Linked DNA regions of Homo sapiens: region 1 is linked to region 2. Evidence: read pairs that join two places in POLR2A ChIA-PET (ENCODE). Cell type or tissue: MCF 10A. All regions are shown on one strand. Each heading gives the region's core, and the rest is flanking DNA. Links, peaks and the distances in the headings are about the cores only.

Region 1 (11,580 bases), core at 3,581-11,580, 53 kb after region 2:
GGGATTGTTTTTAATTTTGAGGCTACGATAATGTTGTGGGGTTTTTTTAATTTTTTTTTTTTTAACTTTTAGGCTCATGGGTACATGTGCAGGTTTGTTATACAGGTAAACTCCTGTTATGGGGGTTTGTTGTACAGACTGTTTTATCACCCAGGTACTAAGCCTAGTACCCAATAGTTATTTTTTTCTGCTCCTCTCCCTCCTCCCTACCTGAGACCTCGGGTAGGCCTCAGTGTCTGTTGTTGTTTATTTTTAAAACAGTTTTTCTCTTTCAGAGGCATGTTGAAATAACTGAATGAAATATGTCCAGATTATATATCTGAGATTTACATGAAAAGAAGCCTATGAGAGGGAGGAGTGGGTGAGGGTGTAGATTAAAAAAAATGATTGGCCATGAGTTGATAATTGTTGAAGCTGGGCAATGGGTACATAGGGAACTCGGTATTCTATTTCCTCTATTTTTGTATGCTTAAACATTTCCAAAATAAGAAGTTTTTTTAGAATGCTCAGTCCAAGATATTAATTAACAATTTAGTGCTTATTTAAAGATAGAACATCTTTTTCCCACTACAGAGTACAGTCCTTGGCTGTCTGCTTTTGGGGAGAAAGGTGTGACCATCTGTTCTGCTCCTTGCCCATCCCCACCGCCTCTCCCTTGCTGAGCGTTGCTTCCCAAGACCAAGGCCAGAGGGCGGAGGAGACATGAGGGTATTAGACCATTAGACAGCTCTCATCTACTGGGTAGCCTTGGGCTCCCACCCTGGCTGATTTTACAGCTGGCTTTTCCTGGGTTTGGTCACTTTGCTTGTGTTATGGATCAATTCTGTTCTCCCAAAAGCCTTTTTTTTTGACAGAGTCTCACTCTGTTGCCCAGGCTGGAGTGCAGTAGCATGATCTCAGCTCACTGCGACCTCTGCCTCCCAGGTTCAAGCGATTCTTCTGCCTCAGCCTCCTGAGTAGTTGGAATTACAGGCACCCACCACCATGCCTGGATAATTTTTTGTATTTTTGGTAGAGACGGGGTTCACCATGTTGGCCAGGCTGGTCTCGAACTCCTGATGTCAGGTGATCCACCTGCCTTGGCCTCTCAAAATGCTGGGATTATAGGCGCCAGCCACTGCATGCAGCCCCAAAAGACATGTTGAGCTCCTAGCCCCAGTACCTGTGAATGTGCCTTTATTTAAAGAAGAGGTCTTTGCAGGTGTAATCAAATTAAGATGAGTTCAGACTGAGTGTGGTGGCTCACACCTGTAATCCCATCACTTTGGGAGGCTGAGGCGGGCAGATCATTTGAGGTAAGGAGTTTGAAACCAGTCAGACAAACATGGTGAAACCCCATCTCTACTAAAAATTCAAAAATTACCCCATTGTGATGGTGTGAGCCTGTAATCCCAGCTACTTGGGAGGCTGAGGCAGGAGAATCGCTTGAACCTGAGAGGCGGAGGTTGCGGTGAGCCGAGATGGTGCCACTGCACTCAAATGAGGTCATACTGGATTACAATGGGCCCTAAATCCGATGACTAGTATCCTTACAAGCAGAGAAATTTGAGAACACAGAGGAGACACAGGTGAAATAAGGCCATGTGAAGACAGAGGCAGGGCTTGCATAAGCCAAGGAATGCCAAGGTTGGCAACCAAAGGAGTTAGAAGCAAGGAAAGATTATTCCCTAGAGACTTTAAATTCCCTAGAGAGCATGGCTCTGCTGACACCTTGATTTTGAACTTTGAGTCTGTAGAACTGTGAGACAAGTTTCTGTTGTTTTAAACCACCCAGTTTGTGGTACTTTCTTACAGTAGCCCTAAGAAACGAATACACTCGATCCAGACCTTCCCAGCTCTGGGGATGTCTCTTCTGCTGCACACTGTGTTATTTGGTCCCCAGGAATGCCAGCTCCAACTGCAGCTCCCAGGAGCCCAAGCAACACACACTCCTGCAACTGGGGTCCCTCACCTTTGCCTCTGGGTCCACTTGGGCAGGACTTGAGCGCCTCTCTCTCCCACATGCCTATCCCAGCCCAAGGGAAACCCTCACCCATCCCTGACTTCGCCCATGCAGAAAGAGGTGGCTTTGCTCAGTGCAGTAGCACTTTCTGACTCCCACAGAAAGCACTTAGTTGGCCCCTTTCCTCTGTTTAGATTTCCTGGGCATGAGCCAGGAAAACCCCCCTTTTATATACCTGGTTTTCACTCTCTTTACACTTGAGTGTGAATAACAGAAATTTCCCTTCCCCTGGAAGTCTCCCCTCTCATCTCTCTGACCTTTTCTTTTCTTTTCTTTTGTTTGTTTGTTTTTTGTTTTTTTGTTTGTTTGTTTTTGTTTTGAGATGGACTTTTGATCTTGTTGCCCAGGCTGGAGTGCAATGATGTGATCTCGGCTCACTGCAACCTCCGCCTCCCGGGTTCAAGCAATTCTCCTGTCTCGGCCTCCTGAGTAGCTGGGATTACAGGCGCCTGCCACCATGCCCAGCTAATTTTTTTAATTTTAGTAGAGATGGGGTTTCACTATGTTGCCCATGCTGGCCTTGAACTCCTAACCTCAGGTGATCTGCCTGTCTCTGCCTCCCAAGGTGCTGGGATTACAAGCGTGAGCCACTGCACCAGGCCCACTCTGATCTTTTCATATCCCAGGTCTATCTGAGGTGTGCGAGAGCCTAGGAATCGGTGCTGAGCAGTTCCTTTGTAAATTATTCACACGGGGTTGCCTCATAATCACTCTAGTAACTAAATTACGTGTCCCTAGAACTCAGTTAATTGTTTTGTGGGTTGTTCTCCTTTTTTGGGTTGTAAATAACATCATATCATATATACTAAAACTAACTTTTAAATCCTACAGTATGTCCTAAAGATCCTTCAATGCTTCAATGATAGTACATATCATTTTCTCTTATTCTTTTTTTTTTTTTTTTTTTTTTTTGAGGTGAGGTCTCACTCTGTTGCCCAGGCTGGAGTGCACTGGTGGGATCACAGCCCACTGTAGCCTCAAAACCCTGGGCTCGAGCGATTCTCTCACCTCAGCCTACCAAGTAGCTGGGACTACAGATGCACACCACTACACCCAACTAGTTTTTATTTTATTTTATTGTTTGTAGAGACAGGGTCTCACTGTCCTGGCCTCAAGCAATCCTCCCACCTTGACCTCCCGAAGTGCTGCGATTGCAGGTGTGAGCCACTATGCCTGGCCCTGTTTTCACATTTTAGAATTCTGCCAAATGCTCTCTAACATGGGTACCTCACCTTATATTCTCTCCCACTGGTAAACTGTTAGGGTGTTCTTTTCCTCTAGTCTCACAACTCAAGGTGTTCTTCTACTTCTCAATGTAATGTTCCAAATTGTAGTGAACTCATATCAACTAACTCGCTAGAGTGCCTACTGATGAATTTCTTCACCTTGATATTATCAGCTGATACTCAGTAGTCATTGCCTCTTCATTTTAGTGCACCTTCCAGTATGGCAGAAATTGGAAAGCTTTACAACACATAAACAAACTATATTTTGATACTTTCCTGCAGGTAAGGTTCTGGATGCAAATTAGGTCCTGACAATGAGATGCTTCATTGGAAACTGGAAGGTAGAAATGAGGTTGCAGCATTTTTCTCTTGCTCTCTTGACTGTTTTCTGATGTCAGATATAGCCAGAGGATGGAGTTCCTCACAAATCCCTGAAGTGGTCTGGTGTCCAGTCTCTCCAGATTTGTGGGTGGTAAGGGGCATTTGCTGTGGTGCCAGTGATTCCCAGATACCAGCTACTTGATCTTGGATCTTATTTGCACTAGCATTACCTTGGCCGATGATCTCGGACTCAGTCATTCCAGGGGCAATCTCTTGATATTCAAGCTCCCTGGTTGGGACAGTTGTAATAGCTTCTCTGGTGAAACAGTTCTGCAGTGTTCTGGGCATAATTCCTGGAAACCTAGCCTACAGCCTAGTTCTGCCAAGTTTATAAACATCCAATTCCCTGTATTAAATCCCATTCTGCATAAAATCCCTAGGGTTGTATATGCTTCCTGCAATTGAACCCTAACTGATACAGGCTTGCTATATGGCTTCTAATTTTACTTCTCAATTATAGGCTATGGCCCTGCTTAGCCATAATTGATGGCCTCGGCTCCCTTGTTGGTAGACCAGGAAGAGAAAGTCTTGGTATTCAGCAGAATGGATTTCCACAAAAAAGTATTTAGCTGAGCCTCAGGTACCGGAACTAACAGATGAAAGAGACAATATTGTGTTGTGAGTAAACAGAACTCCAGGCTTAAATTCTGTATCCCATGTTCTGTTTGTGACTGTGTCCCTTACCAGCAAAATGACCTTCATTAAATCCCTTACTATGTCTGGGACTGAGTCTCCTTGACTTTAAAATAAGGGGTTCCAGGCTGGGCACAGTAGATCACACCTGCAATCTCAGTGTTTTGAAAGGCTGAAACAGGTGGATCGCTTGAGGTCAGGAGTTCGAAGCTACAGTGAGCTATGATCTCGCCACTGCACTCCAGCCTGGGAAACAGAGCAAGACTCTGTCTCTAAAAAATAAACTAAAATAAAATAAGGGATTTCAGATGACTTTTAAGGTCGATTTTAGCTCAAAGATTCTATGGTCCTATGAAATCATTATTACAAACCTAAGCACAAAATGGTTAAATGTTAAATAATGTCATGGTTCACTAAACCCTAAAACCCTGGCAAATGACAGGTCTGCTCCTCTTCCTCCTTGCTTTGCCAGTCCGTCTTGAGGCGTTAAGGTTTCTCCTGTTCTGTCTGCTTGCTTTTGTTCCATCTTCCATTAATAGTAAATTGACATAAAATTGCAGTTCCAGAGAAGTAGAGGTGTTGCTATGGAAACAGCCTTGATTCATTGATGTAAACATTAAGCTGTGGATGCTTATTCCTGAGGTGCTGGCAAAAAGAAAAAAACACAAAATAAATGTTATAGTAAGAATGACATTTTGTTTTCAGAGAAGGTGGACCACACTCTAAAGGCTTGCTCTGAAGGTATATGTAGCACATTCTTACCAGGATTCAGATCTACCCCAGGTGTAATGATGCTCCCTGACTCACAGTGTCTGATGTGACGCAGGAAGACTGAAATGTGGTATTAGTCCGGTCCCCCTGCACTTGTGTTACAAGGAAATCCCAGAACTCATCATGATGAACATAAAATAAAAATACCTCCGCTTTAGGCTTATTGATTGTGGCTCAAAATTGTCCCCTTTTGGGGCTTAATGAAATTTCATTTTTTCCCTCCAAACTGAATATCTCATTTACTTTCAGAAAGAAAATTTCCTAATTTTGGCCCTTTCTTTTTTCTTTGAGGGAGAGTGTTTAAAACTGTTTGTTTTTTAAACAAACATTGTGCATTCCTATAATTAAAATCATTTTAAACACAAAAAAATAATGGCACTCTGACTAAATGGCATTTAGTAGCCAGCAGGACACCTTGGGCCAGGTTGGTTTTACTCTAGATTTCATTGTCATCCCACCCCACTTCTTCCTTCACCAACATGCAAGCTCTTTTCCTGCCATGACAGCCAGATAGGCAGAAGGGAGAGGCAGGTGCGGCCCTCATCATCAGTGGTTCTCAATTCCTTGATGTGAACAGGACAGCACAGGCATTAAGCTTGATCTAGCCTCTTTGCATTGTACAAAGTTAAACAGCTAAGCAAAGTAAAATACGAAGGCAATACCTGTGGAATGCATACTGCACGTTGGCGTGCTTGCCTCATTGCAATTTGCCTGCTTGTTTCTATTCTGTCATTTCTTTGGAAGGCAGCAGATTTTTCTCTTGCGTTTCTGTATTCTTCAATTTCAACTTACTGAATTTCTTGATCTCAGCCACGTCAGGTTTGTCAGGCATAGAGGAAGTGGAGTGAGGCACGAGAGTAAATGGAATCTTGGCCTTTTCTGTTTCCCTCTCTCCCTTCCCCTTCCCCTTCTCCTTCCCCTTTCCCTCCCCTTCCCTCCCTCCCTCCCTTCCTTCCTTCCTTCTTTCCTTCTTCCTCTCTCCTTCCCTGCCTCCCACCCTTCTTCCTTCCTTCCTTTTCCTTCCTTCCTCTCTCTCTTCTTTCTTTCTTTTGTTCCTTAGCTTTATTGAAGTATAATGTATATACAATAAAATCCACTCACTTTAAGAGTACTGTTTGGTGAATTTTGATGATTGTATGCAGTATTTAACCTCCACCAACATTGAGAAACAGAATGGTTTCATCATCCTAAAAAGAACCCTCTTGTCCCTTTGCAATTGATACCCTTCACCCTCATCCCTAGTCCCAGATAACCACATATCTGATTTCTGTCACTATGGTTTTACCTTTAGTAGAATTTCATGTAAATGGAATCACACAGTATGTAATCTTCGTGTTTCACTTCTTTCACTTAAAATTAATGTCTTTGATATTCATCCATATTGTATAAATGATTCCATTCTTTTTTCTTGCTATATGATATTCTGTAATATGGATACACCACAATTTGTTTATTCACTCACCAGTTGATAGAAATTTGGCTTGTTAGCAGTTTTTGGCTATTGTAAATAATGCTGCTACATACAAGTCTTTGTATGGGCATGTGTGTTGTTTCTCTTGAGTAACTACCTTGAAGTTGGATTGTTGGGTTGTATGGTAAGTGCATAAAGTTTCATAGTTGTCTAAGAATCTGCCATGCTGTTTCCAAAGTGGCTGTACCAATTTGCATTCCCACCTGCAATGTATGAGGGTTCCAGTTGCTTCACAGCCTTGCCAACACTGGGTATGTTCTCCCAATTTCTGTACTAATTTCTTGGTAGACTAGCACCAATCTGTAGACCATACTTCATGCAGGACTACTCCAACCCATTCATAGGAATATGTCCACGGTCCTAAATATCATGGAATAAAGAACTAGGCATTCTGGTTATTGCTGACCAGAACAACATGTTCTAATGCAATACTCCCCCCAGCTCAAGAAAATAAATATAATACAAGTTTAGCTTTGTAGTTTTTTTATGGATTCTACTTCAATAAACACTGGGGTATACATCTGTTTGAAAAGCACTTTGAGTTTTCTTTCTTAAATAATAGAAAAGAAATGTAATATCTGTTTTTAAAAAATGAATACAAATCTAGCTCTGACATACCTTGTGCCATTGATAGCATGTCCATTGGCATCGTTTCTGGCCTCTTTAGCAGTGCCTGGATTGAGCTTGGTTGAGCCAGCCTATAATGGGTAGACACACAGCCAGGCTCAGGAGCAGAGGCAGTGACACATGTATTGGATGGGGTGGATGGAGTCAAGGAGATGCATCTTAAGCTAGAGTAGGAAAAAAAGACCAAGTTGAACACTAATTAGGAGCCATGGAGAATGGAACATACTGCCGGAGGGAACAGCTGCAGCAACTTTTCTAACTCAGGTAAGTTTCTCAAAATTTGGTGATAGGAAGGAAGAAAAACCATTGATCTGAGATGTCAGGATAGCCTGTTAGCTTTTCAATTTTCTGCCCCTTTAGAGACACACTTGAGTCACTGCCCAGCCAGATGAATAAAGTGCCACACAATTATGTGTGTAGATTAAAATCTGGATGCAACAGCCCCGAGGGCAGGCTGACTCAGCTGCTTATTTGTGACTAGAGAGCACATTAGAATAGAATATTCAGAAATGCACAAAACACACTTATCTCTAATCACTTATAGATGGTAGGTTGGATCTGAGTGGGGTTATTTTGCTGAATGGTACAGAAGAAGTTCTATTGAAAGATTAATTCTGCTGGGCGTGTTGGCTCACACCTGTAATGCTAGACTTGGGGAGGCCGAGGTGGGTGGATCACCTGAGGTCAGGAGTTTGAGACCAGCCTGGCCAACATGGTGAAACCCCATCTCTACTAAAAATACAAAAATTAGCCAGCAGGTGCCTGTAATCCCAGCTACTCGGGAGGCGGAGGCAGGAGAATCGGTTGATCCCAGGAGGCAGAGGTTGCAGTGAGCCGAGATCGCACCATTGCACTCCAGTCTGTGCGACATAGCGAGACTCTGTCTCCAAAAAAAAAAAAAAAAAAAAAGATTAATTCACTAAGGAGAAATTGCACTATACTCTGAATAAAAGTAGCCATAAGGTGTGGGAGATCCTGTTGAAATAACACTGCCACCTTGCTAGTGGGTTTTTTTCAGCAACATATTCTGGAATGGGATACAGTTATTGCAGACACATGAAGACCTGCATTAGAACAGGACACACATTTTTTCACGAAAAATAAGTTTTGGGAAAGTTTATGTTGAAGAGTTATTTTGGATAAGACAGGGCTACAAAAAGTAAAGTATTATCATTTAGAATTTTGAAACTCTTCTCTTTTCCCCTTCGGTATAATTAGCTTTAAGTGCATTTACAGTGGCTACAATAATTAAAATGTACTTATCTTTTTTGGGAGGCCGAGGCCGGTGGATCAGTTGAGGTCAGGAGTTTGAGACCAGCCTGACCAACATGGTGAAACCCCGCCTCTACTAAAAGTACAAAAATTAGCCAGGTATGGTGGCAGATACCTGTAGTCCCAGCTACTCGGAAAGGGCTGAGGCAGGAGAATCGCTTGAACCCGGGAAGCAGAGGTTGGAGTCAGCCGAGGTCGTGCCATTGCACTACAGCCTGGGCAACAGAGGGAGACACTGTCTCAAAAAAAAAAAAAAAAAAAAAAAGGACTTATCTTTAAGGCATAAAATACCAGTTAAAAATATCCAAGTTTATGAATAGGGAAGCAAAGCATTGTCAGATGCTTTATATAGTTTATATACATTACAATTTATTGTATACTCATTGCATCAGCAAGTATGAGGTCCTCTCTAAAGGACTGATTTAAATGTAGTAAATCATTTAAGTATGAAAGTAATTAGTGGACATCTGCGTTACAGGGGCTGGGCTGCTAGGCAGAGAGATGCCTGACTCACCTCCCTGCTCCTCAACATGCATGCTTTCCAAAATGATTCATGAAAGCCTTTCATAGAATCGGCTGCCAATTGCAACTCCCAGGCAGGAAACACATTAGTCAACTATCTGTCACACACCAGGAGAAGTGTTATTAGCCTGTGTCTAAGGGGCTCCTGTCCCAGGTTGAAGAAGAGGTTTCCATGTATCCCGAGACCCCAGAGATTTGGAGCCTTCGTTGTTGAGCAACTGTCGGTTATCTCTCCACTGCACAGGGACAGCTCTAGGAGGTAGCCCTGGTTGTTTCACCCCAAATTAATACCTGCCTCTCTGCTTCTGCTACAGGGCTGCAATGGACTGCAATGCACTGCAATGCACTTGGAGGAGGACGGGGTTGATCAGGAGCTCACTGCAGCCAGGAACAGGAAGGTAATACAGGTGCAAAACCAGGAAAGGTGTGGGGACTAGTTGTCGCCGGAGGTTTTAGTTTTTCTAGATGCTTTTTCTAACAGGCAATTAACTATAAACTGCTTCAAATTATTCTTGAAAAACCCTCTAACTGGCCCAACAATTAGGTACCAGGCCTTAGTAGATATAATAATTTAGTATCTTAATAGGTGGTTAACCATTTGGGAGAAAATAATTTAGATCTTCATCCCATATCATACATCAGCATAAATTCCAAACAAACTAAAGAATTAGATGTAAATGATTAAGCTATAAAATAAGGAAGAATAAGTAGCTGACTGGGTTTGGGATGGGGAAAGGACTTTCCAGGCATACAAATCAATACAATATTACAAAAGAAAAATTTGTAATAGATTTGGCTGCATAAAACATTTATTACATCCGTATATATATATTTTAAAACCACAACCAATAGAATAAAAATAAAGAATATAAAAATGAGTAAATATTTATAAATATTTGTAGAAGTGAGTTCATGGCCTTATTATAGAAAGATTCCCTTCCCTCAGTTTAAATTTAAATTAACAAAGCCTAGGAAAACATAATTCATAAATTTAATATTTTATGAAAATAGCAAATAACATTAAGATGTCCAGCCTCTCTAGGAACTAAAAAAATCTAAATGAAAACAAGATTGTTTCTTTTTAATTATCAAAGAGCAATGATATTTTTAGAACAATAATACACAAATATAACTAGATAAAGACCCTGTAGTTATTAGGTAGGGAAATTTGGCCATATTTCTTTAAATTTATTTTACTTTAGTAAATTTTTATCTATATCCTAATGAACTAGTCAAACATTCAAGAATTTATATATAAAATATTCATCCATTAATTTATCAAAAGTTTGAATTGACCCAAACCCCCAACATAAGAGAAATCGTATATAAACTACAGCACAGACACATATAAAATACAGTTTTTAACTATTTATTTTTAATTTAATTATTTAATTTTAAATTTCTGTTTTTAAATGTTAATAGTTATTTGAAATGATAATTAAATGATGTGAGCAATGTTCAGTGCACTTTGTGGAGCATCATAAATACTTTATTTCACAATGAAAAGAGTTCCTTATGTTTTTGATAATAAAATTAGAATGTAAAAGTAAAATTTAAAAAGTAATACAGAAAGCTCAAAGGAAAAAGTAAAAATTAACCAAAACATCATCTCTAAGTGATAAAAGATGTTAAATTATTGAATAGCCTTTTGTATAGTTTTCTGTGCATATATGTAGACACACAATCTCATGTACAAATTTACAAAGTATTATTTTTATGAACTAGAGCATACTTATCCTGAATTTAACTAATTTCCTTTCCTTCAAGATATTTATTTATATCTTTTAATGTGAAAATTATACATCCTCATCATCATTTGTAATGACTGCACAGTATTCTATTGTATATTTGTTCTAAAATTCAGTTAACTAGCTTTCCACTGATGGATATATTTAGTAAGTAAACAGGACCAGGGCAATGCAGCTGGACAGAGAGCTCAGTTTTAAGAGAGAGTCTCTGTTCCCCTGCTAATCTCTTTTCTAAAGCTGCAAATACAACGACAATCTTGTTTGTAGCTAATAAGCTCTAAGCACACAAGGACCAGGCACGCAAACATGTTCCATACCACCTGTGCAAGACATTGTCTGACCCCATCAACTGTAAGCTCCTGGCAACCCTTTAAGAAACAGGATTCAAGCTGCAAGGGTGAGGGGAGTCTTGATCCTTTGGGAAGCTGAGTTTTTCTGGTTCCAGTCCACCCATTCCAGGCAACCTGAGCACATAGTCATTGACTGAATAATCCTGCCCATCCCTCTCCCCAAGAACATTGTCCTGAAGACTCACTCAGAGGAAGATCACACCTCTAATAAAAACCTGCTTTTGGAAAAATTTAAAATGTTAGCTACTGAAAGGCACTCCTGGGGCTAGAGGGGGAGCTTGTCTTGTTTCTTCCTTTTCAATCTGGTGTTACTTTACAATAAACTCATTGGTCTATTCCATGGGCTTGGCTCAGCCTTCCTTGCAAATTACTTCCTGCAAAATCCTACTTTGCATATTCGAAGCTTATCCTTAACTCTTCCCTGTTGCACTTCTGCTATGACAATCCTAATTCTTCCCAGTCCCTGCCCACAATTCCTACCTAACTAGGGAAAACGTGGCATAATGCAGAAACACACAAAGCAAAGCACATGAATATTTTCCAAAATGTTTTTCTTATGGCATCCACACTTAAGTTC
Region 2 (13,039 bases), core at 541-8,540:
GTGGTAAAATAGCCTTTAATGATGCAGCAAGGATGGGGTAGATGAATTGGGCTATAGAAATATACCAATACATGGAGATTATTTCCAGAGAAATCGTGTGGACTTCTATAATGTATCCTTGAGTCCAGAAGTGAAAATGTAAAATGACTTAATCTAAGACAACCAGTGGTGCTGGGTTGCTTTTGGCCTCCTGATTTTCTTGAGCTTTTTTGGGTGTGGCTTGCTCATGAGTATTTCAGTAGTCTGATTGTAATTCAGGTGCCTTGTTACTTGTGCAACATGTTTTCTTATATTGAAGGAGTGTGGGTTATCTCTTAAAACTGAATATGTTGAATAAGACCTGTATTTCTAGGACGATTTCTCTTAATTTTTAAGCAGATGTGAAGTTTTATGCTGTTAGGTTGTCTTCATCAATTAACCATTATGGAATTGGTCTCAGTTATCACTCCTTACCAATATCAAGTGCCAAAATGTTTGAATTTGGGATACTGTAATTAATCTACTTCCTATTCCTGAATGTTATTTTGTGCCATTGAAGGCTTTTATGGGGAGTGACCAAAGAGGAATGTTTGCCTCTTTCTAAAAAAAATGAGCCTTCTAACCACAACCCCTGCCACTCCTGAAGTAATAAGAATTTTGGTGGTTATTGTTCCTCACTTGTGATTTCATACCTTCGTGTTATATGTTTTGCTGTGTGTAAGTGTGGCCTGTGTCATGGAAGTTTCTGCTTTGGGGATTTTTTGGAACTATTCTTGACTGCAAGGTGGGGAGGATTGGTGAGTTGCACAGGGCATCACTGATCTGAGAGCAGCGTGACCTAAGAACCTGGTATTTTGATGCTTTGCTGGCTGGTGCAGTGCCTGAGGGAGTAAGAGTCCTGTTGTTGTAAGATAGTGTCTTACTCCCTCAGGCACATCTCCAACAAGTCTCTTGCTCTCCTCCAATTTGATTGCTTTGCCTGGTGACCAGTAAGTAAGTTCTTTTGATTACCAGATACATTAATTAGATATCAACTTTTAAACTATTTATTATTATTTGGGTTTGTAAGGAGAATTGCCCTAATATTAAACTTATTACATGTACTAAGTATTATGTACAATTGGGTATACTGGCAAATGTGTTAAAAGAGAGTGTAGGAACTGCTTTATGTAGCAGATTACTTCCTAAGTTTTACCTTATGTAAATATTCTTAAGAACTATTGTTTATTTGAAATGTTAGTCTGTGTTTTAATTTTGCATATACATGACATTTATTTGTTTAGAAATTGGACAAAACATAGGCCTTTTTGTGAACAAAGAGTTCAGAAATACCTTAGGTTCTGATTTTATTCATTTTCTTTTTTTTTATTTTATTTTATTCATGTTCTAAGCTGCTTGTTCACAAATAACTACAAATTTAGCTGTTCTAAGCAACACGTTTATTACCTCACAACTTCTATGGATCAAGAGGCTGGGCACAACTTAGCTGTGTCCTCTGTAAGACTGCAGTCAAAGTGTTGGCCAGGGCTGGGTTGTTATCTAGAGACTCAACTGGGGAAAGGTCTGCCCCCAGACTTCCTTGGGTTATTGGCTGAATTTATTTCCTTGTGTCTGTTAGGTTCAGAGCAGCTTGCTTCTTCAAAGTCAGCAAAGGAAGAGAGTCTATCAAAGGTGAACTGGTGCTATGTTCTTACATAATCGTGTACATGTAATCACATACAACCCATTGCCTTTGCTGTATTTCATTGATTAGAAGCAAGTCATAGGTCCAGTTCACGTGCAAGGGGAGGGAATTATACAAAGGTTTAAACACCAGGAAGTGTAGGAATCAAGAATAGTCCCATCAGTTCTGTCTGCCACATGGATTATAGACTTAGATTGACAGCTGAACATGCAACTTTTTTTTTAAACTCAGTTTTTATTTACTTTTAAAAAGTTGTACTAATGCATATGGTAAATATAGTATTAATAAACATGAATTGAGCCCCTTTTAGGGGCTGGGCATTGTAGATATTCAGGGTTCAAATGTGGGGCTTCTTTATGCACTGCTCAACTCTCCATTGAATTTGAGAGATGGATATGTGTGATCATTATACAGTGCAACAAATTCTGTAATAGAACTATTAACAAAATGCTTCGTGAAGTATCTTTGTCTAGGCTAGTCAAAAAATGCTTCACAGAGGAGGATACATTTGAATTGTAGTTTGAAGGATTTAGAAGTTTTATGGAGAGAGGGCACTGTAGACTAAAGAAAAATCCACAAAAGCTTGGGTTTTGATAGGGCATACTGAAAAGTTAAATATGTCTGGATTGTAGGGTGCATAGAGGAATGATGAGAACCCGAAGCTAGAAAAATAGAAAGTGGAGCCAGTTGAAGGATTTTATAGTGCTGTAGGTTTGTTTTATCCAATGAAGTTTGAAAGCAGGGGGAGTATCATGATTAGGCCATTGGGCACAATTAACATTCGTAGTTTACATGGATGGCAACCTTCTCTAGTGGTGCAGACTTCAGGCTGTATGCAGCAACCCTGATCAGGATTCAGTTCTTAAGGAGGAGAGTGTGATAGCAGGAGGATAAGTTAGGATTCTTTTAGAATATAACTGATAGAAGATGCCTACGTTGAAAAGATGGCATTGGTGAGGGAGAAGAAAAGTTAGATTTGATTGAGATTTCTAAGGTAGAACTGATAGAATTGAGAACCTGGGTACATAGTGATGTCTTTACCAGTATTAAAGATGAAAAGAACAAGTTTTAGGAAATGATAATGAGTTCCTTTTAGGCCTGTTAAATTTGAGTGGCTATCGGATTTCCATCTGCATAGAAGTATCCTTTAAGTGGCTGGAAACATGAGTCTCTAATTCGGGATATTACAAAAAACTGAGAAATCAATTTGCAGGATATAAATGATTCCAGAAAGTGGATAAGATTACTAAGGGATGAATATAGATTGATGAAGGACAAGGATGGAATCCAGAGGAGCAAGTATTTTAAGAGACAGGGAGAGGAAGAGGCCAGCAGTTAGAATTCAACCAGAGGGAAAGGAAGTTTTTTAAAACCTTTTTTTTTAATTATAAAAATAATACCTGTTCACTAGAGAAAAACTAACATACAGAAAAGCAGTGGCTCACGCCTGTAATCCCAGCACTTTGGGAGGCCAAGGCGGGTGGATCATGAGGTCAGGAGATCTAGACCATCCTGGCTAACACGGTGAAACCCCATCTCTACTAAAAATACAAAAAAGTGGCCAGGCGTGGTGATGGGCGCCTGTAGTCCCAGCTACTCCAGAGGCTGAGGCAGGAGAATGGCATGAACCTGGGAGGCGGAGCTTGCAGTAAGCGGAGATCGCGCTACTGCACTCCAGCCTGACCCACAGAGTGAGACTCCATCTCAAAAAAAAAAAATCGCAAATCGCTTATAATCTTACCACTAGAAATAACCAGAAAAAAGTGTTAATGTCTTTTATATATGTATTTGTTTTAGACACAAAATTTGGAACATTCATTTTTATATTGTTTTGATTTTAACCTTTCTGATGTTCTAATACGAAGTTTTAAAGCTACACATTTTCCTCCAAGAATTGCTTTACCTGAATCCCACTGATTTTGAAGGGTTCTTGTTAACATTCAGTGAAAAATGTATTTTAATTTCCCGTATGATTTCTTCTTGATCCATGGGTTACATATTCTTTGATAACGTGCTCTTTCCATTTCCACCAGTTTCTAACATCACATTAAAATTTTTTATAACATGATTTTTAATTATTACCCAGTATTCCAAAAATCACTCAAATATTTAATGAGGACCTGCTCTTCCGAACACTATTCTGGGGATACAGCAGTGAAGAAATAAGATAAAAATCCCTGCTTTTAGGGGCCTTATTATTCTATTTGGGAGAGATAGTAAACAAGTAAAATACATAGTGTGTTAGGGCATTGAGTGTAATGGAAAAAAATGGAGTGCAAAGGCTGATAGAGATTATGGGGTGGAGGCCTATCTATAGTTGCTATTTTAAATCGGGTTTTAAGGATGACCTCAATGACAAGGTGACAATTCAAGCAGAAAGTGAAGGAGCAAGTCATGAGGATCTCTGGGGGAAAAACATATTCAGGCACAGGGAGCAGTAACTGTAAAAGCCCTGAGGCATGAGTGTACCTGATATGTAGGTTTACTACAGCTGGAGTGCAGAGGGCTGTAGAAGATGAGAGCGTAGTGGGGTGGCATGAGGTTGGGACAGAATCATAAACTGCCTCATAACCACTGACCTGTGGTTTGCGGCTTTTGTTTTAAAGAGGGATGGAGAGACACTGGAGTATTTTTGTGCAGAGGATAGACATAATCTGACTTGGGTTTTAAAGGATTACTCTGGCTATTGTGTGAGGTGGCAAGAGTCAGCAAGGAGTCAAAAATCCAGATGAAAGATAACAGTGGCTTGGACTGGGTGGCAGTGCTGGAGGTGCTAAGCAGTGGCCAGATTCTGCATATCCAGTGTTTTGAAGATAGAGCCACCTGGATTAGATGTGGAGGTATGAGAGAAAATGAAGAGTCAAGGATTTATTTGGTTGTTCCTTATAGCTGAACATTTAGTTTGGTACAGTTATAATAAAATACTGTTGCCGTGAACACCTTGGTAAGCAAATTTTTACAGTTTTTTTTTTTTTTTTTTTTTTTGCATGGAGTCTCGCTCTGTCGCCCAGGCTACAGTGCAGTAGTGCAATCTTGACTCACTGCAACCTCTGCCTCCCAGGTTCAAGCGATTCTTGTGCCTCAGCCTCCCAAGTAGCTGTGATTACAGGTGTGCACCACCATGCCTGGCTAATTTTTGTATTTTTAGTAGAGACTGGGTTTCGCCATGTTGGCCAGGCTAGTCTCAAACTCTTGGCCTCAAGTGATTCGCCCACCTCAGCCTCCCAAAGTGCTGGGATTACAGGCGTGAGTGCCCGGCCAGTTTTTAGAAATTTATCAGCAACATGGGATTGCCAGAAACAAAGATGTGCTTTTCTTCAAGGCATTTGATCTTTATTGCCAAATTGCTCATTAGAAATGGAAACAGCTTCTAGCAAGGTATAATCTTTAGGACTATGTAAAATTTTTTAACCAATAAAAGCTTGTGAGGTTTTTGATATTTATAAGTGCAGATTGGTAGATATATTTCGAGTAATATCACCTGTCAGAGTCATTATTTCATTCAGGGCTCTTTTTTTTAGCAACAAAAAGATTTAGTGTGTCAGAAAATTATAGGTATATTCAGTCATTTGAATTTCATAAGTTCTGACCATGTGGAATATCCTAATTTTTGCTTGAATTGTGATTAGTGTGTAATAGTTCTTTAATTTACCTATTTATATATGAGCTGAGGAAAAAAAAAGAACAAAGAAGCCATATATACATAATGGGTTATTTATTATGTGTAATATGTTTCAGAGAGCCAGTGCTCAGTTGAACAATAAATTTTTCTATTTTTGTTGGTTTTTAATTTTTTTCTACTGTTGCCTCTATTCTGTTCTTTCTCATTTTGTAAAGTTAATTTTGTTCTTTCTCCTAGCTTTTAGTTCTTTTATTTTTTATTTATCATTTTTTAATGATAAAAGCGTTTAAGGCTGTGTTTACTTCTCGTTACATGTAGTCACTTCCCATAGCTTTGGATACTTACCATTTTCATTGTCATTGAGTACACATTTTTTATCTTTTAAAAGTCAGTTCTATCGAGGAGTAATCATGTTAACTGCATTTTGATATTTTCTTTTACTTGAAAGTTATTTTAAAGTGTGGCTTTATTGTGGTTATCCTTACTACTACCCTATCGTTACTTCTAGTGTTAATTTAGAAATATTGCACCGTGGCTCGGCACTGTGGCTCACGCCCGTAATCCCAGCACTTTGCGAGGCCGAGGTGGGTGGATCATCTGAGGTCAGGAGTTCGAGGCCAGCCTGGCCAACATGGTGAAACCCCATCTCTACTAAAAATACAAAAATCAGCCAGGCATGGTGGCAGGTGCCTGTAATCCCAGCTTATTAGGGGGTACTGAGACGGGAGAATTGCTTGAACCCGGGAGGCGGAGGTTGCAGTGAGCCGAGATCGCACCACTGTACTCCAGCCTGGGTGACAGAGCAAGACCCCGTCTCAAAAAATATAAAAGTATTGCACCATGGTCAGAGAATCTAAAGTCTTTCAGTTGTAAAGGATAGAAGCATAACTCAAAATAGCATTAGGTGGAAACACTATATATTGTTTCAAATTATTGAAAAGGATCCTAGGGTAACTTAGAGAATTGAAGGAACAAATGCAGGAACCAAGGCCCCTGGAGCTGAAATTTATACAGGGAGAGAGGGAGAGAGGGAGAGAGAGAGAGAGAGAGAGAAAGAGTGAGAGAGAGTGTGTGTGTGTCTTTGTGTCTGTGTGTGTCTGGGATTACAGGTGTCAGCCACTGCCCCCAGGCCCCAGTATGGGCCTTCTTTAAGCTGGGGCCTTGAGACTCTCTGTACTTCCAACTGCATGCTTTTAAAGATGATTATTATCAGAATTATTGCTGTGTTTAAATTATGTATAATTACAGGCCTGAAAGGAGTACCTTTCTCTGCCTCCAGCAGAAAGGACTCAGATTAGCTCAGTTTGAGTTCTGCGTCTGTCCATAAATTAACGAAAGCAGAGATGGGATGCACTTTATGTCCAGGCTGTATTCTGTTATTGTGGGGAAGAGTTTAAGTCTTCAAGTCATGTTTCTTGGGCTGACCTTAAGCAAGTTTCTTAGTTCCTCTGTACCCCCATTTTCTCGTCTCTAGAATCAGGCCAGGTGCATTGGCTTGCACCTGTAACCCCAGCACTCTGGGAGGCCCAGGGGGGGCGATTGCTTGAGCTCAGGAATTTGAGGTCAGCCTGGGCAACATGGTGAAACCCAGGTTCTAGCAAAAATACGAAAATTAGCCAGGTGTGGTGGTGCATGCCTGTAGTCCCAGCTACTCCAGAGGCTGAAGCAGGAGGATCACTTGAACCCAGGAGGCTGAGGTTGCGGTTAGCCAGGATTGCACCACTGCACTCCAGCCTGGGCGACGGAATGAGACTCTGTCTCAAAACAAAACAAAAACCTGCTTTTGTAGTATTATGAGGGTTAAAGTAGTCCACATACTTCATACCTTTATGCTTTTAACTATTGAAGGAGCCTCTTCAATGAATGAAAAAATTAAAACATCCAAGATTTATGCCCCACTTCCAGTCTCACCCTCCTCAGAATGACCATGTGCTTTACTCTGATACCGTATTCCTTTCTCTTCCCAACTGATCAGACTTTGCAAAAACAATCCAGTTTTCATTATTTTTAGAATGTATCTTTCTTATATTTACAAAATTCTCCCCTGAACATTTGAATTGAGTTTTTCAGCACATTTACTATGCCAAACACATGGTAAAAACTTTGTAAATATTGAATATTTCCCAAAATGTATTTGATAACTACATTATTATGTTTTAAGATGATTATTATCAGAATTATTGCTGTGTTTAAATTATGTATAAAAATGTATTGCTCTAGAAGGAAGTGGTAGGCTATGTTTTTATTTGTATAATGTAAATATAGGTAAATTAATTTTTGAACCAAATAGGCATAATGTAGATTATACAAATGGAGACAGTTATAAAATTGCCTTAGAAGTAAAATTATACTGTGCTTATAGCTCTTTTATAACCATTTGAATGTGTTACAAAGTGTTATCAGTGTGAGTGTGTTTTGTGGGCGGTTGGAGATGGTTGGAAGGATGGTTGATAAGGTAGGTCAGTGTTTTCATTAAGTGTGTGCTGCTGCTTCAGGGCAGAGGCTGAAAAACTTAGTTTTTTTCAGCTACATGATTTACTACATCTCAGGCAACCTGGATGACTTGGCATTTACTAAAGCAATTCACTGCTTTGCTGGTGCTTCAGCACCCTTCAGTCTGACAGCCCTGAAGTCTTGATTTGTAATTCTCCATATTTCCTGTCTATCATAGCACTTCTTCAAAAACAGCATATCTGGTCACCTTGAAATGTCAGTTCCTTAATAACTCCTTTTGTCCACTCTTCCTCCACCTTACCATACACAGAGTTCTTTGGAGGATTGCCATTAGTTTCTTTAAAACAGAATAACTAAAATTAAGAATATTTAATATTATTGGCCACTTTAAGTGTCTTTATAAATATTGAACTAATACAGTTACTTTCATATAGTAATTTATGTGTTAGGAAAGTTACTTCATAAGCACTATCTCTTTTGAGTCTATGTCATAAGAAGTCGGTGGTAAAGTAGACAATTGCTTTAGCTATTATCTGGAGATGAGACTCAGAAGTTAGATCAACCACTTGTAGTATTTTAAGTGTGAGTTATTCTGTATTGTAGTTGTGAAGTGTACAGAATCTAATTAGCTTTTAATAATTCAGAGTTCTTTTCACATTTGGCTGCTTTTCTTTTCCTGTACAATTTTGTGTTTTCTCTTTTGTCTTTTAAAAATTTGTTAGTTTAAAAAAACTGTTTAGTTTTACAACCCTCCCTCATTTGTATAAATCTCCTCTCAGATTATTCATATAATGAGTATTGCCTGAATTTCATTTTCTTGTTAAAGTCTCTTTGGAGACCCTCTGACCTACCCTGTTCTGAAATGATTATCCTATGAGATCCCTCTTTGTTCATCATCATCTTGGAAATTGTATTTGCCTGCCTCTCTCTTATGTTCAGTTTCCTGGTTCCTTGAATTTATGTGTCTTCTTTCTTGATGTTCTCCATTGTTTTTAGTTGATATAATCTCGTAGTTCCTACTGAGAAAGAATATGTGTAAGGTAAAATTTTTTTGAGGCTTCCATTCCTGAAAATATTTTATTTCTGCCCTCATTTTTGATTAGTACTTTGACTTGATATAGAATTCTAGGTTGAAGTTATTTTCCCTGAGAATTTAAAATGTGTTGCCTTGTTGCCTTCTGGCTTCTAGTGTTGCTGTTGAGCACATAGATGTCATTATGGTTTTTGATCCTTTGTATGAAAATTTCATTATTACATGCCTTGGGAGGGAACTGTTTTCATTCATTGTGCACCATATTTGGTAGGCTCTTTGAGTCAGCTGCTTTCTGTGATTTTTTTTCTGCCATTTTTTTCTTTGATGATTTAGATGTTGTACACCTAGAGTAATCCTTTGCTTTTTCTTTTTTCTCTTCAATTTTTTTATGTCTTTGGTTTTTGTTCTTTTTTTCTTTTGAGGGATTTATTTATTTATTTAAAGACAAGGTCTCGAGGCTCTGTCACCTAGGTTGGAGTGTAGTCGTGTGATCCTAGCTTACTGCAGCCTTGAACTCCTGGGCTCAAGTGATCCTCCTGTCTCAGCCTCTTGAGTAGTTGGGATTACAGGTGTATGCCACCATGCCCAGATAGGGACTTTTAAAAATGTGATCTTATAACTCTTTTGTCAGTTTTTATTTGTTTCTGTAATTTTAATTTTTAACTTAATTTTTAATGTTTTTTAAAATTTCTGAGGTCTTTAAAAAATAATGTTTTTTTCATATATTCCATTTTTGTTTTGTGGGTACAATATCTTTTTCTAAGAATATTACTGATACGTATTTACATGTGCATCTGTTTGTGTATAAGTGTATATATGTATGTGTATGTATATATATGTATGTGTATGCTTTGTTCCCTTTCCTGATGACTCGGTTTCTTCCCACTTGCTTTTTCTGTTTGTTTGGCTTCATTCTTTTGTTAGATATTTTCTTTAAATGTTTGGTGATCTTTGGCTAACTCCTGATACTTTTAAAGTGGGGGGCGCTAAAAAGCAAATTGGAAGCTCTCTGTGCATGTAGTGTCCTCTGTCTGGGCCATTTTCTTAGGAATATTACTGTCTTTTCTCTTGGGCTGGTCATATTTTCCAGAAATGGCTTTTCTTGCCTGGAATACACAGTCGTTTATGCTAGTGATCTAGGAGCAGAGTGAGAAGAAGATTGAGAGTCTTAATACTCAAAGTGATACTTTCATTTAATCTCCGTATTTAGTATCAATACAGGACCTCTGCCTTCAGCTATTCCTGTTGTCTGCAAGTCTAGAAACTTTTCCCTCTCCTAATAACAAACTTGTAGTAGAGTGCCAGGGTTGGGGTTGCTTAGCTGCTGCAAGTCAGGGAGGACAACTAGGAGATCTCACAGCTTCTTACGCAGACTGGCGATGAATCTTTCTCTTTTAGGCCTGCCTTCACCCCTGCTTCCAGGGATATCTTGTGCTTGCCAATTCTTGTGCCTGCTGTAAATCAGTTTGCTTCTCTGCTTTCCTAGTTCTGCAGTGAAAATTATTACTCATTAATTTTCTTTCCAGAGTCTAAAGGTACTGCTTTTTATTTCATCTTCTTGATTTTTTTATAGGCGTATTCCCTTTAAAAATTACATTTTTATCATTTTAGTAGGATGTTTGGACGGAGCGGAAACTAATGAATGTGTACAACTAGTTATCTTTACTTGGAAGTTTTCTTTTTTTAATTGCAGAAGAAATAAGAATTCACTCCTATAAAAATTTAGATGATGCAGCTGGGCGTGGTGGCTCACGCCTGTAATCCCAGCACTTTGGAAGGCTGAGGCGGGTGGATCACCTCAGCTCGGGAGTTTGAGACCAGCCGGACTAACATGGTGAAACCCTGTCTCTACAAAAATTAGCCGGGCGTAGTGATGCATGCCTGTAATTTCCAGCGACTCGGGAGGCTGAGGCAGGAGAATTGCTTGAACCCAGGAGGCATAGGTTGCAGTGAGCTGAAATCACACCATGGCACTCCAGCCTGGGCAACAAGAGCGAAACTATGTCTCAAAAAAAAAAAAAAAAATTCAGATGATGCAAAAAAAGTGAAAGTCACTTTCAGTCCTCTGGTATGAACATGTTCAACCAGTCCTCTAAGGAATCTAATGGTTTTCAAGCTTTTTTTTTCTTTTTTTTTTTTTTTTTTGAGACGGAGTCTCACTCTGTTGCCCAGGCTAGAGTGCAGTGGCACCATCTCGGCTTACTGCAACCTGTCTCCTGGGTTCAAGCAATTCTCCTGTCTCAGCCCCCCAAGTGGCTGAGCTTACAGGTGTGTACCACCGTGCTTGGCTAATTTTTGTATTTTTAGTAGAGACGGGGTTTTACCATGTTGGCCAGGCTGGTCTCGAACTCCTGACCTCAGGTGATCTGCCTGCCTCGGCCTCCCAAAGTGCTGGAATAAAGGAACTGTGTATTAACATGTTAACAATTCATAACTGCACTTTTTATGACATTTTGAAAATCTATGTATAGTTACAGAACAATGGGTTTTGTTAAACTGTATCACATTTATACTTGCAGAAATTATTTCATCATTATTAGTAGGAATTTTATTGGTTCAATAAAATTGGCAAAACTGAAAAAAATAGAAATTTATATCTTACAATTCTGGAGTCTAAGAATTCTGGAGTCCAAGAAAGTCCAAGATCAAGGCGCTAGCAGATTTAGCGTCTGGTGAAGACTGCTCTCCACTTCCAAGATGGTGCCTTGATGTTGCATCTTCTGAAGGAGAGGAACACTGTGTCCTCACATGGGAGATAGTAGGAGAATAAGAGAGCTTTAGTCTCACTCATGAGGGGGGAGTCCTCATGGCCTACTCACCTCTTGCAGGTCCCATCTCTTAATACTATCACATTGGCCATTAAGTTTCAACACCTGAATTTTGGAGGGGACACATTCAAATCATAGCAGTGCCCATTGGCATTTCTGGATTGCCAGCCTCTTTAACTCCAAGTCTGAGAAAATGAGGCACAAAGAGAGCCCATGGAACTCATAACCATGTTATTCTTTGGGTCTCAAGTCTGTCTTCTCTCTACTTTTCAGAGTCTTCTTATGTTTGATTTGTGTATAACTCAAAGGGTTTTCAGTTGTACTTCAAGGGAGTAATCAGGAAAAGTACATCCACTCCGTCTTCCCAATAGCAAACATTTGTATTACTTAAATATTTATATATCGTATAGGCAAGAGAGAAGGCAGTGCTGTGAGGGAAATGTATGGCACTAAAATGAATATGTTAGAAAAGAGGAAAAAAATCAATAATCTAAGCATCCAGTTAGGAACCTAGGAAAAAAAGAGCAAAATAAACTGAAAGCCAGTAGAATCAAGGAAATAATAAAGAGTAGAAATCAATGAAATTGAAAATAGAAAAATAATAGAGAAAGCTGTATTAGTCTTTTTTACATTGCTATAAAGAAATACCCGAGGACTGGGTAGTTTAGAAAGAAAAGAGGTTTATTTTTGCTCATGGTTCTGCAAACCGTACAAGAAGCATGCATGGTACCAGCATCTGCTTCTGGTGAAGACCTTAAGAAGCTTATAATCACGGTGGAAGGCGAAGGGGGAGCAAACAAGAGAGAGAAAGGTTCCAGTGGGGAGGGGGCAGGTCAAGAGAGAGGGAGCAACAGAGAGACGAGTGAGGTCCCAGATTCTCTTAACAATCAGATCTCACATAAACTTACAGAGGGAGAACTCCCTTATTACTGTGGGGCGGGAACCACGTCATTCATGAGGGTTCCACCCCCATGACCCAAACACCTCCCACTAGATCCCAGCTGCAACACTAGAGATCACTTTTCAACATGAGATTTGGAGGGAACAAATATCTAACTATATGAAAAGCCAAGGGAAAAAAGGAGCTGGTTCTTCAAAAAGGTCAATAAAGTTGACAAACCTCTAGCAAGACTGACAAAGAAAGAGAAGACACAAATTATCCATATCCATGTCAATGAAACAGGGGCTATCACTGCAGACTCTGCATACATCAAAAAGATAATAAGGGAATACTGTAAACAACTGTACACACTTAAATTTGTCAATTTAGATGGAATATACCAATTCCTTGAAAAACTCAAACTATTGCCATAAATAAAATCAATATAAAATAGATCATTTAAATATTTCTATAACTATTGAGAACTTGAATTCAAATGTAGAAATTCTTCAAAAAGAAATCTCTAGACCCAGGTATTTTCACTAGAGACTTCTGCTAGAGGTTTAAGAAATCATTAACATCAATTCTATACAATCTCTTCTGGAAAAGAGAAGAGGAA

What was found. Peaks named below come from ENCODE experiments on the same cell type or tissue, not always from the same donor. Only the 100,000 strongest peaks of a DNase experiment are listed, where the experiment ranks them.
Region 1: POLR2A ChIA-PET joins it to region 2 with 10 read pairs; 3 of 35 experiments call an interaction of 5 or more read pairs at or near these places.

The regions. Positions count from the first base shown.
Region 1 is chr7:29,620,141-29,631,720 of GRCh38, reverse strand. It overlaps the pseudogene TMSB4XP3. Among named protein-coding and RNA genes, the nearest start is that of MIR550A3, 55 kb to the left of the region's middle. RefSeq lists a silencer at 8,894-9,188. In MCF 10A, for the core only: no CTCF peak of the experiment used is centred there; DNase peaks (open chromatin) are centred at 7,540 and 8,930.
Region 2 is chr7:29,668,625-29,681,663 of GRCh38, reverse strand. The region is part of intron 1 of MIR550A3HG (MIR550A3 host gene); the gene reads left to right. It overlaps MIR550A3 (microRNA 550a-3), which reads left to right and starts at 836; the gene lies at 836-930. In MCF 10A, for the core only: no CTCF peak of the experiment used is centred there; no DNase peak of the experiment used is centred there.